Linked DNA regions of Homo sapiens: region 1 is linked to region 2. The links are chromatin loops, found by intact Hi-C in ENCODE. Cell type or tissue: GM12878. All regions are shown on one strand. Each heading gives the region's core, and the rest is flanking DNA. Links, peaks and the distances in the headings are about the cores only. Region 1 overlaps LOC107986543 (a long non-coding RNA gene). Region 2 has its middle 150 kb from the start of MANEA-DT.

Region 1 (8,762 bases), core at 2,098-7,097, 240 kb after region 2:
AGCACTCTGTGTCTAGCTCAAGGTTTATAAATACACCAATCAGCATGCTGTGTCTAGCTCAAGGTTTGTAAATGCACCAATCAGTGCTCTGTGTCTAGCTAATCTTAGTGGGGACTTGGAGAACTTTTGTGTCTAGCTCAGGGATTGTAAAGGCACCAATCAGCACCCTGTCAAAATGGACCAATCAGCTCTCTGTAAAACAGACCAATCAGCTCTCTGTAAAATGGGCCGATCAGGAGGGTGTGGGTGGGGACAGATAAGGGAATAAAAGCAGGCTGCAGGAGCCAGCAGTGGCAACTCACTGGGATCCCCTTCCGCAGTGTGGAAGCTTTGTTCTTTCGCTGTTTGTAATAAATCTTGCTGCTGCTCACTCTTTGGGTCCGCACTGCCTTTATGAGCTGTAACACTCACCACGAAGGTCTGCAGCTTCACTCCTGAGCTAGCCAGACCAAGAACCCATCAGAAGGAAGAAACTTCGAACACATCCGAACATCAGAAGGAACAAACTCGGGACGTGCCGCCTTTAAGAACTGTTAACACTCTCCTGGAGGGTCTGCGGCTTCCTTCTTTAACTCAGTGATACCAAGAACCCACCAATTCCGGACACAGTACTACACCTTTTCTCATGAACAAATAGGACTTTTCAGATTCACGGTCTATGGAACCTCAATATTAACTGTAGTAGCCGTGATAGTAGTAATAGCAATAGCAATAAGAAAATGGAAAATTTAATATGGCAATAATAATTTACAATTTACAAAGTAATTTTATGCATTTATCATTGAGTCTCATGAGCCTTCCAAATTTCCTCACTTTCTGCTTGTTCTTACTACTGCCCCACCTGTGCTCAGGAAAACTCTGTAACTTTTACTGTTTCCAAGAGAAGGTGCACACTCCCACATTAACGTGACACTTAGTTCCGCGACTGCTACGTGAGATGGGAGGGAGATCACTCTTTGGCAGAAAAGGAGATTCACTACTTGGCAGAAAAGTAGATTCCTGTATTTCTTAAGGGTAGAAATACTGTAGCTTAGATCAAAACAATCTGATTTTAGCGTACTTGATGGCTTCTGAAAGCTGACGTATAGCATGGTGGATTTTACAGACTTACAGAATTTTGTTTTAAAAGATGGTTTATTTGTGCTTTTCTCCTAGTTGGTTCAATAATCACATTATTGAATTTAAAAAAAAGCTGAAATAATATAAAATAGGAAAGTATCCAAGGCTTTGGTGATTTGAGATTATGCCCATAGAATCAAACGTTGAGCATTCTAGATCCAGAAATCTAGGGTAGAATTGTATTAACATGAAGCTGTAACGAATATGAAAATTACTGTTCCATTTTGTGTTTTAAATTACGTTATTTTAAAGCTTCTCAATCACATACATTGTATCATCCAAACACATCATTCTTTTGACATTACTGTTTCTAAAGGAAAACAACAGAAAAAGAGAACACTAAAATATCAGTAATGTAAGTAGTAAAGCAAAATATTATCATATTGGCTGAACAGACAATGATTATTTTAAAATGCAGGCCTTTGAAGGGAGAAGGTATATTAAACTTAAATTTCTGTTCTAGTCACAAAAGACCACAATGATTGCTCTTACTGTTCTCTTGTTGACCTTTAGTTTATAATATAATATGTCCCTTAAGATAAGCCTTATTAATCTTCCTTTTCTTTTGTGAATGCAACATAATTAAAAAAAATTTGTGGCCTCCTGGCTGGGAGTGGTGGCTCATGCCTGTAATCCCAGCACTTTGGGAGGCCGAGGTGGGAGGATCATGAGATCAGGAGTTCGAAACCAGCCTAACCAACATGGTGAAACCCTGTTTCTACTAAAAATACAAAAATTAGCTGGGCATGGTGGCACATACCTGTAATCCCAGCTACTCAGGAGGCTGAGTCAGGAGAATTGCTTGAACCCAGGAGGTGGAGGTTGCAGTGAGGCGAGATTGTACCACTGCACTCTAGCCTGGGTGACAGAGAAAGACTCCGTCTCAAAATATATATATATATGGTCTCCAGAAAAGTAAATAAAGCCTTCGTTTTGACCCCTCATAAGAGGCTCTCATTTTGAACCAATTATTACTCTTACTATATAGGTAATTGTGAACCTCTTACATTGCATGGCATATTTTCAGGAATAAAAAGCATGTGAATTTTTCCAGGAAGTGCAATTTTACTACTTACTTTAGGGGGTCCATGTACCCCCCAAATGCTAAGCACTTGGTTCTAATAGTAAGACATGAGGTAATATAAAGGGAAAAACTTTAAGAGTCACAGTTATAGATGCAAATTTCTGGCTTCATAACTTACTAGTTTTATGATCTGACTTTAATATCCTTATGTACTTGAAAATTACATGAAAACCTAGAGCATGGGTTGTAGAAGGGTAAAGATAATCAGTTTTAATATAGGCTCAATTTTCATCTCTCATGCTGCTTTAATTATGGTCGTACTTCACCCATCAGATAGACTTGAATTTTTAGACCATGAACTGACACATCAGCTGAACTGAGCTCACCATAGGACAAATGTGTATGTCACAGAGATATCTTCAAAATACAAACATAGCATAGAAAAAGCATCATAATTATAATGTGGCTAATTGTTTTGTTTGTTAATTTGTTTTTGTTTTGTTTTCTAAAAGGACTCTTCTCATAATTATGAACCTTTAGAAGTCTTATATACTAATGATATCTCCTGGGGTGCATTATAGGAGGGAAATTCCCTCACTGTGGTAGCAGAGCCTGGCTGCATCCTCCCTGTCCTCTTGACAACTTGCATCATGCTTGTGTTGAGAGAGGTGTTGTCTCATTTATTCTATGCTCTCACTTGCTCCTAAACTAACATTTCTGCCATGGTTTTTTTTGTTTGTTTTAACTAATTTAATATTGAAATTGTCAATGTAAGACATCCCAGAAGTCATTATTTTCAGTCCTAAAAGACTATCTTTGCTCTTGTGAAGTCAGGAAGCCAAAGAGCCTCTTGCTGGAACTAATGCTTGTACTAGTTTTAAAAAATTAAAAGAATAAAATGATGCCAAAAAAACACAGATTTATTATGACAAATAAATATAAGGAAAATGAGGAAAGCAATAAGAAGTGAGCCTGTATTTGTTGTAGGACTCTGACTTAGATATAGTCTAGCCCATGTACCATTTTTTAATTTTTTTGTTCATTGTAGCATTCTACAGCTGTATCCATCCTGTCCTTTTTTTTTCTAGATCATTCCCTCCTCTTCCCAGTATGCCCTTGAGTCCATCCTCCTTGTAAAATAGCACTGTCCAAGTTAAGTGATTGCACATGACCAATTGACATTATGGTTTGCACATCATTTTCTGTATTGGAGGAATTTCCATAAAAATCTCAGACTACCTCAGTATGTAAAAAACTTTTTGACATATAAACACACGGTGCTACCACTGTGAAATATAAACACAAGTTGCTACTAATATTTGGGCAACTCTGATTGTCAGTCACTAGAGTGTATCTCTTCATGTAGTATCAAAGGCCAATATTGAAAGAACAGTTAAAATGGAAAACACTGTCCATTTCACCCTAGATTGCTAGAAAAACACCACAGACCGTGTTGCATGAAAATTTTCATTGAATGATGCTGATTTTTCTCTCTTGCATTAATTTCAGTTCCACTTGCCTGGACTGCTTTGATAAAAGCAATAGAAAGCAAAAGCAATGCTAACGCACATCTTTTCTGGAGCATAAAATTTACTGTGCTCTTGAGAACATAATTCTTGAGTAAAGAATATGTTGTAAAAAATAACATCCTGAGCCAAATTAAAAATGCATGTCCTTTTATGTTATGATGAACTAGTTTAATGTTTTTAAAAAATCATGATCCTAATTCTAATGCAATTGTAGACTACAATGCCTTTACTTAGCCCAGTTTAATGGTTATTTAATCTTATTTCTGAAATTCATGTTATCAATATATATTTTAACTACACATAGAAGAACATTTGAATCTAAAGGCTGAATTATATGTCTTTGTACAATGTTAAGCTAATGAATCAAGTAATAATGTTTTTATTTTGGCTAACTCTATTGATATATGGGAAAGTTACCCCAAATGGCATAGGTTGTAGCTATAAGTAATGGTCTATTTTATTTTATTTTTCTTATAAGTATTTGAAGATTTAAATTTTTTTTGAAATATAACTCTGATGAAAATAACCATCATCAAAGAACAGATTTGTTTTGTCTTGTGCATATAATTATGTTTTCAGGTGTTCTATTATTCTTATCCAAATATACTCCTGTATTAGTCTGTCTTCACACTGCTGATAAAGACACTTCTGAGACTGGGAAGAAAAAGAGGTTTAATTGGACTTACAGTTCCACATGGCTGGGGAGGCCTTAGAATCATGGCGGGAGGCAAAAGGCACTTACATGGTGGCGGCAAAAGGCACTTAAATGGTGGCAGCAAAAGAAAATGAGGAAGAAGCAAAAGTGGAAATCCCTGATAAACCCATCACAGCTCATGAGAGTTATTCATTATCACAAGAATAGCATGGGAAAGACTGGCCCTCATGATTCTATTACCTCCCCCTGGGTCCCTTCCATAACACGTGGGAATTTTGGGAGATACAATTCAAGTTGAGATTTGGGTGGGGACACAGCCAAACCATATCAACTTTATAAGTCTCTCTGAATCAGAGGAATGATCTAATTTTGTGTAATAAGTAATAAGCATGCATCTTCTCTTTGAGAAATTAAGAAATAATTTGGTTTCATAAGATTGAAGAGCTATATTCAATGTTGGAGGTAATTTTACATCATTGTTGGAAGAAATTCAATCTGCTCTTTGTTAACAGAAGGCGTATATATTAAAATGGTTGTACACATAAGTCAGAGATACAAATAATAATGTAAAAATTATTATAAACCTTCTTTCATCCTCTTATCCATATAAGTAAATGAGCTCATTTCTATGAAATGTCAGAAGTTTGCTTTATAATTAATTTAAGAGAATGATGTGAAATAGAATAGAAATTTCAAATGATAGTATGCAAAACTTTTGTATCTCTTCCTACTTGCTTTCTATAGGCAGACCTAAAAGTAGAACACTTGATATGCCAGAACTGAAAAGTGGCTTGAAAAACAGTATGTGGCACTGATAGTTTTACAGTAGGAGTGTAACACTCATTTAAAAAGGGAGAAGGTAGATTAAGCATATGTGGTTTTTTCTTTACTTCTGTGAAACAGTCAGAATAACATGTGGTAATTAAGTAGTCAATATTGTACAAATTTTAAAATTAGTGAATTTGTTAATTTGCTCAATGAATATTTTTGAGAAACTGCTACTGTGTGCTGTGTATTTTTCCAGGAGCTACATCTGTGAATGGCAATGTTTGGTTTCTATTCTCAAGTAGCCTACATATTTGTGCTAGGGAACAGTAAAATACAAAGATCATTACCATACAAAGAGTACTTAGTGCTATAAATCAACTAAGAAAAAGGTGACCCAGAGCCATGGCAGGGTCCTGGAGGCAGGGAATAAAATGTGGGATGTGGCTGTCAAATGCAGTCATAAAATCAGAAAAGCTGTGAACACTTGAAAAAGGCAATAAATATTTGAAAATAAATAATTTCCAATAGCAATTAATTTGGATAAGAAGTGAAACAGTCAGTATTAAGGGATAGATGGTAATTGGAGAGTGGCGCTAGGAACTATTTTAGGCCAGAGACTCTGTGAGGTCACTCTTTGACTTGAGATCTGAATGATGAGAAGAAACCATAATATCTGAGGGAAGGGCATATCAGATAGACCTAACAGCTAGTGCAAATGGTCTGAGTCAAAGGAGGAGATTAAGATGTTGTCCAAGAAACAAAAAGAAGGGCAGTAGAACAGTGTGCCTGGAGCAGAGTAAGCTCAGAGGATCTAGTATGACTTGAGCTCATACACATAGGCACAGACTCAAGTATTAATTTATCCTCATAGGCAATGTAAGAATCTTATTTTAATTATAATGAAAAATTTTAAGCTAGAGAATGAATCACATTTGAATTGTTCATTTCTATACCATCATATCTAGAAATAGCCTAGCCACAAAATAAGTATGACAATAAATATTTATTAGTGAGTAACTGATTGTTATGATATCATTTGATATCATATGATATCTTGAAGAGTTACAATTTCTGTATTATGAGGATAGCACTCAGATTCATTACTTTTCTACATGTCATGCTGTCATTATGACATGACAAAAAATGAAATTTTAGAAAACAAAAAATCGTCATCAGACAAGCTAGTGAATAAAATTCAGTTTCTTTTCTATAGCCATAGCTTTTAGCCTGTGATTTGTTTCTAAGTATGAATAATAATAGTGGCCCTAGGATTGCTGTAAAGGAGTACTATCATTTTACAAAATAATATACCCAAAATAATTCAGATTACTGGAATAGATTAGGGACTCTGTGAATATAATAGATCGTGATTAAATTTTCATTTGTTAGAAAATTGAAAGAGCACAAAGATAAGTCTGGTTCATCTTCACATAATATGCTTGGCTAATCTTAGGAGAGCACATTAGACAACAAGAAGCATTCAGAACACTCAGATCTTCTCAAACTTTGTAATCCCTGCATGCAGTGCTGTTCAAAATTGGATTTCTTTGGAATTGTTCTATTCTATTTATGTCAAAACAGGTAATATTTTTCTGGTCCACTAAACTAAACCTCATTTCAACTTTGATGGATATAAAATAGCTCCTTTTATCCACAAAGGATATAGCATATAGTGATTATGATTTGCCCTCAAAGAAGCTTATTTTATTCGTACTGTGGAATGAATACATCTACTCTGCAAGGTTATGGCATGAAAATCTCACTTAGACTCTCTTCTTACCTATACTAAGGAGGATTATTAACAGAAATACTAATAAGTGCAATTACCTGGACTGATAATTGTGAACAATGAGAAATGAGAGAAAGAGAAAAATAAAAAAAAAAAAGCCGTACGTTTGCTCAGTGTTGATGTTATTTGCTTTATCAGGATATACACAAAAGATGAAAGAAGGGATATAAGAAGGCAAGAATAAATTTATGGCAGTGGCAAAATGTAAGACTATGCCAGTTATAATAGCAAATGTTTATTGAGTCTCTGTTGTGTTCCAATTACTATTCTAAGTACCTTATATACATTATTTAATTTAACCTGCACAACAACTCTATGGAAGCTACTGTTATTTTTCTTGCTTTATAGACAAGGAAGCTGAAGCACAGAGAGATTCCATACCTTTCTTACAAACCCCCAGTTAGTAAGTGGGGAAGTCATGTTTGTATGAACAATGTAGTTTTGCCCTACAGCCCAACGTGGCAGCATGAGGAGTGCCACTTGGATCTCTCTTTAAGAAAGATTTGCTCTTTGGCTGCAAAGAGTGAAGTTGGCTGATGGTGTCTAACTCCAACATCTAACTTCTGAATCAAGACTGAGCTCTTTTTGGACTTCCCCAGCCAACGATGAGTGTGGCAGAGGTACCAGAGTCAGGCTGTCCATTGTGGGTCTTCTCTAATGAGCAACTTCGCTTCAAAGCCCCTTTGCCAGAAGAGACTTTGACAGATCTGTATCTTAGTCTAAGACGTTCCTTTTCTTTTTCTTTTTTTTCTGGCTCTGAAGGCTTCTTTTGCATGTCTCCTCTGCACTTTGCTCTGCCGCCATGCCAATAAATTCCTTGCACCTAACTCTATCTCAACAACTGCTTCTCAGAGAGTAGAGACATGATCAGTCCAGACACATGATCATTACTCCCCAAAAGCATAGTATAAACTGAACTTGTGACTTCTTGGTGAAATTAAGAATGTTTACGTATAGTATGTGCCAAACATTGTGCTAAAGCTTTATATTTACACTGGGTGCAGTGGCTCACGCCTGTAATCCCAGCATTTTGGGTGGCCGACATGGGTGGATCACCTGAGGTCAGGAGTTCAAGACCAGCCTGGCTAACATGGCGAAGCCCTGTCTCTACTAAAAACACAAAAATTAGCCAGGTATGGTGGTGTGTGCCTGTAATCCCAGCTACTCAGGAGGCTGAGGCACGAGAATCACTTTAACCTGGGAGGCGTAGGTTGCAGAAAGCCAAGATCGTGCCACTGCACTCCAGCCTGGGTGACAGAGCAAGGATCTGTCTCAAATAATAATAATAATAATAATAGCTTTATATTTACATTATGTGACCCTTTAGTTCTTATTACAAATTTGTGTTATACATTATCTTTTCTTAGAATTACAAACGAAGAAAAGACAGCTTCTAGAAAGTAAGAAATTTGCAGAAACTGATGAATAAAACAATATTATGATTCACACCTATGTCTTCTTGATGCCACAAAACCAACCTATTTCTGTAGAAGACAATTAATACATAGCTTTCTAAAGATACTTATAAAGAGGTAAGAAGAAACGAGCAGACATATTGTTTGGTGAAAATGGTATTATTAGTACAAATGATAGAAGGAAGAATAACCAATGCATCTTTTCTAGAGTAAAGAAAATTATCCCCAAACTAAAAAATGTTAAACAATGTAAAGAAGATGTTGCTGCCTGAGATAGTACGTGAAAGTGGTATGAAGTAGTCCCTAGTTACTTCACATTAATCCAAGTTTCCAGATTCTGAAGAATTATATTCTAGGAAACCGAAGAAGTGTACAAATGTGATCCCAGAGTCACCACCAGAACTATTTTAATTATTCAGGAAGGAAGAAATGTGGGATGCTCAGAAGTAAACAAAAGTCTCAA
Region 2 (8,762 bases), core at 1,849-6,848:
ATTGAGAGGCATTTAGAAGCCTGTAAAACTCAAACTTCTTATGTATCTAATAGCCTAACCTGAAATGATAGTAATAATCATAACCATAACCAATTCTGTATTTCTTGAGTTACTGCTAAGTGTCAGGCACTGAAAAATTTTTTAAATTACTTTATTTGATAATTTAGTCACTAAAACAAAATTGTTAGGTTGGCATGACTGTCCCCATTTTACTGGCGAGGGAACCTATCCTTACAGTCAAAGAGTTGGGATTCTAGTATGGTTTAGCCAAATGAAGAGTTCAAAATGCAAATAACAGTGAAACATCAAGATGTCTTAACTAGACTTAATTTAGAATTTTTTTTTTTTTTGGTTTTCAAAAAGAAAATATATTTGAAACTATTTTTTTTGGGAATTACTCTAACATTGTACAGTTATTGACCATACGGCTAATGATATGGTGTGGCCGTTTTCCCACCCAAATCTCATCTTGAATTATAGTTCCCACAATCCCCACGAGTCATGGAAGGGGCACAGTGGGAGGTAATTGAATGTCAGGGGTGGTTATGTCCATGCTGTTCTCGTAATAGTGAGTGAGTTCTCACAAGATCTGATGGTTTTATAAGGGGTTTTCCCCCTACTTTGATCTGCACTTCTCCTTGCTGCCGCCTTGTGAAGAGGGATGTGTTTGCTTCCTTTTCTGCATGATTTTAAGTTTCCTGAGGCCTCTCCAACCCTGCAGAACTGTGAGTCAATTAAAACTCTTTCCTTTATAAATTACCCAGTCTTAGGTATGTCTTTATTAGCAGTGTGAGAATGGACTAATATAGTAAATTGGCACTGGTAGAGTGGGATGCTGCTATAAAGATACCCAAAAATGTGGAAGTGACTTTGGAACTGGGTAACAGGCAGAGGCTGGAACAGTTTGGAGGGCTCAGAAGAAGACAAGAAGATGTGGGAAAGTTTGGAACTTCCTAGAAACTTGTTGAATGGCTTTGACCAAAATTCTGATAGTGATATGGACAGTAAAGTCCAGGCTGAGGTGGTCTCAGACGGAGATGAGGAACTTGTTGGCAACTGGAGCAAAGGTGACTCTTGCTATGCTTTAGCATAGAGACTGGCAGCATTTTGTCCCTTCCCTAGTCATCTGTGAAACTTTAAACTTGAGAGAGATGATTTAGGGTATCTGGAAGAATAAATTTCTAAGCAGCAAAGCATTCAAGAGGAAGCAGAATATAAAAGTTTGAAAAATGTGCAGCCTGACAATAGAATAGAAAAGAAAATCCCATTTTTCTGGGGAGAAATTCAAGCCTGCTATGAAATTTGCATAACAAGAAATGAAATGTTAATTACCAAGGCAATGGGAAAAATGTCTCCAGAGTATGTCACAGACCTTCATGGAAGCCCCTCCCATCATAAGCCCAAGGCCTAGGAGGAAAAAATGGTTTTGTGGGCTGGGCTCACCCTCCTGTGTGCAGCCTAGGAACTTGGTGCCCTGTATCCCAGCTGTGCCAGCCACTGCTAAAAGTGGCCTGGGTACAGTTCAAGCCTTGGCTACAGAGGGTGCAAGCCCCAAGCCTTGGCAGCTTCCCATGGTGTTCAGCCTGCAGGTGCACAGAAATCAATAATTGAGGTTTGGGAACCTACACCTAGATAGCAGAGGATGTATGGAACTCCTAGATGTCCAGGCAGAAGTTTGCTGCAAGAGTGGGCCACTGTGCACCTGGAAAAGCCACAGACACTCAACACCAGCCCATGAAAGCAGACAGGAGGGGGCCTGTACCCTGGAAAGCCACAAGGACAAAGCTGCCCAAGGCTGTGGGAGCCTAACTCTTGCATCAGCATGTCCTGGATATAAGACATGGAGTTAAAGGAGATCATTTTGGAAATTGAAAGTTTAAGGACCATCCTATTGGATTTTGAATTTGCATGGGTCCTGTAGCCTCTTTGTTTTGTCCGATTTCTCCCATTTAGTACAGATGCATTCACCCAATGCCTGTACCTTCATTGTATCTAGGAAGTGACTAACTTGCTTTTGATTTTATAGACTCATAGGTGGAAGGGACTTGCCTTGTCTCAGATAAGACTTTGGACTTGGACTTTTGAGTTAATGCCGGAATGAGTTAAGACTTTAGGGGATTGTTGGAGGGCATGATTACGTTTTGAACTGTGAGGACAAGAGATTTGGGGGGGGTCAGTAGTGGAATGATATGGTTTGGCTGTGTCCCCATTCAAATCTCATAAAATCTCACCTTCAATTGTAGTCCCCATAATCCCCATGTGTAATGGGAGGGACCAGTGGGAGGTAATTGAATCATGGGAGCCCATTACCTCCATGTACCTCCATGCTGTTCTCATGATAGTGAGTGAGTTCTCACAAGATCTGATGGTTGTATAAGAGCCTTTTCCCCCTTTTGCTCTGTACTTCTCCTTGCTGCTGCCATATGAAGAAGGATGTGTTTGCATCCCCTTCCACCATGATTACAAGCTTCCTGAGGCCTTCTCATCCCTGTGGAACTGTGAGTCAATTAAACCTCCTTCCTTTATAAATTACACAGTCTCAGGTATGTCTTCATTAGTAGTGTGAGAACAGACTAATACAGCTACCTTTACTAAATTCACCTGTAAACAAACTGTCATGTAAATACTATGGATTTCCATTCATGAGGGAAAATGACTGAAGACACTTGCTTTTCCACTGTAAACAATTTTAAAACTGAACCAAATATGTGAACATAAAAAACCTTTTTGTTCAGTTATTGGACAAAAAAATACCCAGACTCTGATCCTTGAACTTAAGGAAACAAATGAAGTGAGCAGCACTCTCACCCTGGCCACCTTCTTAGGAACATTTTCCACCCTGGTTTAGGAAGGTGGAACTCAAGCAGTGAGCTGCAGTCTTGTTGAGCTGAGGAGGAAGAAAACAGAATGCATTAAGTTTATTTTAGAATTTTTTATTTGTTTGCTGCTTATTTTCCGCAGAATATTTTTATGAGAGAAGTGTGTATTAGTTACTGTAAGAGAGTATCTTGAAGGCAGCATCTTTGTGAAAGCAGGATTACTGAAAAGTAAGGAACAAATTAACTCATTAAAAGAAACTAGAATGGAAGCAAACGCAAGACTTAGAGTTGAAGTATATGAGTTTAGCGTATGCCATTCTCTGCCCTCTTGGCTTCTTTGTGAACCACGAAAAAAAGTACAGTGCAGGCAATGAGCGAGTCATTGCAGTTACCAGAGATGGAACATTTATTAGGACAAAGAGTGTGGGAGAAAGTCTTCAGTAAGTTGGTGATTTATTATGTATTTCTGATTTAGAATTTTATTAGTGTCACACCCAACAACAAAGTTAGCTGAGACACAAAGAAAATGAAAGAATGTGGCTGGTGTAACAGAGAGAAGGTGAAGAAAGACACGTATTAGAACAGCACAGAGCTTTGCTTAGAAAAAAAAAAAGGTGCTGGGAGGCCTGGGTTCAAAATGAGGACACACTTATCTATTTGAGAACCTAGTTAGAAGAAAGAAGACATGCCAAAGATGACTTTTTCTGACTTTATGATTTCTTGAGGTTAACTTCACTAATTATAGTAAAAATCAATGGGAGAAAAGTGAGGACTTTGAAGTCACAAATCAGTCATTACAAATCTTTTTTCATTCCCCCACCTCACAGAGGAGTTCCCTGGCTGTACAGCGCTCATAGCAGGACTGTGTCTATAGAAAGTTGTAATAAATACTCTTTGATTCAAATACAACTAAATTGAATGGATGTGAGTTGAATTGATTTGAATCAAATTAAATGAACCCAAACTGCAAGAGAAACAATTTCTAATTTAGATAATTTGAAAAAGAGTCTAGAAAATTACATAGTCTAATATCCTCTGATGAGAGATGAAGATTACAACACACTTTTAAATGAAATTCAAGAGCATGCACACCTAATTGGTGGCACACATAGGACCAAGTTCTAGTTTTCTAACTTTCTGCCCAAACTTACCTTCACTATGCCACACTATATAAGATCTTTGTGACCTACAAATATAGATAATAATAATAATAATAAAAGGTGAGTGAAGAGGAAAATAATTTTTACATCTATAACTAAAGGTTGCAGAGCTATGTTGGATGAAGAATAGATTGTGAAGACTAAAAGTCACAATTCTATAATATGGCTTTAACTTTCAAAGAAGAGGTGATTTAGACAGACTAGTTGCACATGCTTTTATAATCTGAGGAAAATTATGTTGATGCTATGAATAAACACATAGATGTATTAAAAATAAAATGAATTAATGACCTCATTGTAATTTATTCAATTATCATAATTTCTATCACTAGTGTCAAATTTTTACACAATGAACTCTGATGAAATCAGCCATAATAATTTAACTAAATTCATCATCTTCACTATTTAGGTTCAATACTGGCTGCCTTAAAATCAATCAAGATAATGTAAAAACAAAACTGAATGTGAAAATATTAGTTTGTGATAACAATAGGCAATATCCAAAATTTGTAGTGGCACAGATTAAATGTGCTTAATGGCTTGAGAAGAGATTATGACTTTAAAAGTTAATTTGTCTTTCTACTACTCCAGTTTGATGCCTTAGAAACATTTTATGAAGCAAAGTTTTTAGATTTTGTAACTCAGAAAAGGCCTATTTATATTTAAGTAGTTCTCTGAGAAGATATCAAATTTTACAACATTTTTTGTAACCATTGGGTGGATATTTCTTTATGCAGGTATTACATGTAAGGAATATTTGTACGGGAGATTTAATAAAGACAGTATTTGCAAAAAGTAATTACTTGTCAGGCTTCAGTGATTCCTAATCTGTCCACAGTGGGGCAGCACTCTACAGGAAAATTAAAATCATATCCTAAATAAAATTCTACCTGTAGTGAAGTGGTAACACAGACTGTTCTATATAATGTGATCATCACAGTTTGTGTCAGATGGGGAAAGGGAGGGTTAAACATCTAGATACAACTAACTTATACTAAAATGGTTAACACAACATAGTGCCCTCATAATTGGACTTTAAAAAATCACAACAGGACCCGACAAATATTTCTATATTGTAAATGTGTTCTGTTTTTATCTTTTTCCCAACTGAATGTTTTTTTCATAAATGTGAAACTTTAAACATTTTGCACCTGATTTAAACAACACCTGTCACTTCTTATCAGCAAACAAATTTGGTAATCAATATAAAGAAATTGTAGAAAATACTAAATCAAAAATATTATCAAATAATGGGGAGAAAAAAAGTTGTTTAAAATTTTTCTTGGGTGTTTAAAACTTTTCAAAATGTATTTGCTTTTCAATGATGTATATTTGTGTAATTGTTCTTTACTTGATAACAAATTTTGGAAATAAAAGTATCACCCATTATAAATAACATAGACAAATCTTAGCATGTCATTGAATCAAGTGTCTTCAAACATATAAAAGCCCTTTGCTGTACTCTAAGATATAATTAAGGAGCCCTAATCAAATTCAGAAATAATTTCTTTCAGAGGAAAGTCTATTCCCTATAATAATAAATAATATTATTTACTATTTTATTTAAAGATATTTTATATATATATATATATATATATATATATATATATATATATATATATATATATATATATATGGCGAGGGAGAGAAATAGAGTTTACGAACCACTTAGTGCTTACTAAGCATGAGTGTTCTCTATATTGGCTACACCACCTTACTTTCTCACCAGCAGTGTACAAGGTTTCCCTTGTTTCCCTTTTCTCCACATTCTTGCCAGCACTTGTTATCTTAGGTTCCACAGAAATTTAAAAACAGAATTACCATATGATCCAGCAATCGCACTTCTAGGTATACACCCAAAGGAATTGAAATCAGTATCCCAAAGAGATACCTGCCCTCCCAATCACTGCACCACTATTTATAATATTCAAAAAGTAGAAGTAGCCTAAATGTTCATGGATGGATGAATGAATGGATACAGAAAACATGATATATACACACAATTGAATATTTAAAAAGGAAGGAACCATTGAACATTAAAAAAGGAAGGAAATACTGCCATTTGCCACAACATAGATGAACATGGAGAATAAAATGCTAGGTGAAATAAACCAAACACCAAAGGACAAATATTGCGTGATCCCATTTATATGAGGAATCTGCAATAGTCAAATTCATAGAAGCAAATATTAGAACGGTGGTTTCCAGGGGCTGGGGGCAGGGGGAAATGGGAAGGTATTTGCCAAGGGTTATAAGTTTTAATTTCACAAGGTAAGTCCTAGATATCTACTGCACAGCATAATGTCTATAATAAACAATACTGTAATAAAAACCCAAACATTTGTTAAGAGGATATACCTTATGTTAAGTGTTCTTTATCATCATCATCATCATCACTTCATCATCATAATTAACAAAGATGATAGAAGAAAACTTCTGGAAGAGATGGATAGGTTCATGGCATAGATTGCAGTGATGGTTTCACAGGTGTATATGTATCTCCAAACTCAAGAAGCTGTATATATTAAATATATACAAGTTTTTGTATGTCAATTATAACCTCAACAAAATTGGTTTTAGACATTGTCAAGGGCTGTTCAAAACCCGTTATATATGGTATTCGTTTTGAGACTCTTCTGAGTGATTTGCACTCTTCAAATCCACTTCTGGTTTAACACAGTTTAATAGCGGCTGTCTATGCCTTTCTGCCTCTCAATATTCCTCTCTATTTTATCTAGCTACACCTATAACTCTTATCTATGGTAATCATCTAAGTTGCTAGTTTCAGTCCATCTTACTCCCAGAACTGATTCTACAACAATTCATGTCCTCCTACTACCCCTTCCTTCTTCCACAGCTGACCTACCCTGGTTTCTATACGTCTGCCCTTCTGGCCAATCCAACAATCCAACATGGGGTCCATTATATCCATTATATTTCTGATGTTTCTTTTTGTATTTTGTTTTTGTTTTTTTTTTTTGACAGAGACTTGCTCTGTCGCCAGGCTGTAGTGCAGTGGTGCGATCTCAGTCACTGCAACCTCAGTCTCCAGGGTTCAAGCGATTCTCCTGCCTTAGCCTCCCGGGTAGCTGGGACTACAGTCACCTGCCACCATGCCCAATTAATTTTTTTTGTATTTTTAGTAGAGACGAGGTTTCACCATGTTGGCCAGGATGGTCTCTATCTTCTAACCTCGTGATCCACTGGCCTTGGCCTCCCAAAGTGTTGGGATTACAGGCGTGAGCCACCGCTTCTAGCCTTCTCGTGTTTTTTAATATGTACAACATTCCTTAATGAATGAGCTGCTTTTATGAAGCTGAAACGTATCTAATAACAAAGACAAAAAGGAGAATGGATAAAGAATGTATTGAAAGGGCTGGGCACGGTGGCTCACGCCTGTAATACCAGCACTTGGGGAGGCCGAGTCGGGTGGATCACCTGAGGTCTGGAGTTCGAGACCAGCCTGGCTAACCTGGTGAAACCCCACCTCTACTAAAAATACAAAAAATTAGCCGGGCGTGGTGGTGGACGCCCGTAATCCCAGCTACTCAGGAGGCTGAGGCAGGAGAATTGCTTGAACCCGGGTAGGGGGAGAGGGGCGGAGGTTGTGGTGAGCTGAGATCGTGCCATTGCACTCCAGCCTGGACAACAAGAGAGAAACTCCGTCTCAAAAAAATAAAGAAAAAAAAAATGTACTGAAAAGGGCCGGATGCTGTGGCTCAAGCCTGTAATCCCAGCACTTTGGGAGGCCAAGACGGGTGGATCACGAGGTCAGGAGTTCAAGACCAGCCTGGCCAACATGGTGAAACCCCGTATCTACTAAAAATAGAAGAATTAGCCAGGCATGGCAGCGGGCACCTGTAATCCCGGTTACTCAGGAGGCTGAGGCTGGAGAATGGCTTGAACTCGGGAGGCGGAGATTGCCGTGAGCCGAGATCGTGCCATTGTACTCCAGCCTGAGCAACAAGAGCAAAACTCCGTCTCAAAAAAAAAAAAAAAAAGAAATCTGAATACAAACAAATGATGAAAATGTTATTCAAAAAACATTGGCAAGTGGAGTTTAGCAATATATTAAATACACTGAAGAAAAGTAGCATTTTTATCTAGAAATGCAAAACGGTTTAATATTTAGAAATCTATTAACATAATAAAATATGTTAAAATTCTATAGTAAATTAAAGGCAACAAATTGCATCAGCTCAAACATCAAATACATTTCCATTTTAGTCAAGAACAAGACAGCCAAAGCTTTTGCATCATTTAGCGGTGTTTTTTATGTGCTAGTCAAGAAAAGACTTGGAACAAAACATCATTAATATTAACAGATGATTTGACATTTCCTAACAAACCCAGAAGAATCAACCAATAAACTATTAAAAATTTAATAAGCATTTTTCCAGTATTTCAAAATAAATTAGATAAAATTTAAAATTAGACACTTTAATGATAGCAACAAATATGTCAACTTTTGATGAATTAACCTAACATGAAACTTTGACATTAAAAAGCACTGATAAATGAAAATTATCATGTCAACAAGTGAAATAAAAATACATGATACATTTATGCAGTAGACATGCCAATTAACATCACCATTAAAATTTTTGAAAACTATTTCTAAATATTTTATTAAACCATAAATTGATGAGAAAGCATAGTACATATTAAAATAAAAATAATAATGAGGATCTTGTGTTACAAACATGCTAAAATTTATCATAGAGAAGCTATAATATAACTAATGTTATTCTGGTACTAAAATATACAAATAGATAATGAAACA

Evidence for each region. Peaks named below come from ENCODE experiments on the same cell type or tissue, not always from the same donor. Only the 100,000 strongest peaks of a DNase experiment are listed, where the experiment ranks them.
Region 1: a loop joins it to region 2, with 2.0 times the contacts of the local background. A loop is called at or near these places in 4 of 110 quality-filtered maps.

The regions. Positions count from the first base shown.
Region 1 is chr6:95,670,728-95,679,489 of GRCh38, forward strand. The region is part of intron 2 of LOC107986543 (a long non-coding RNA gene); the gene reads left to right. Among named protein-coding and RNA genes, the nearest start is that of MANEA, 98 kb to the left of the region's middle. In GM12878, for the core only: no CTCF peak of the experiment used is centred there; no DNase peak of the experiment used is centred there.
Region 2 is chr6:95,427,000-95,435,761 of GRCh38, forward strand. No RefSeq gene overlaps it. Among named protein-coding and RNA genes, the nearest start is that of MANEA-DT, 150 kb to the right of the region's middle. In GM12878, for the core only: a CTCF peak has its summit at 4,812; a DNase peak (open chromatin) is centred at 4,851.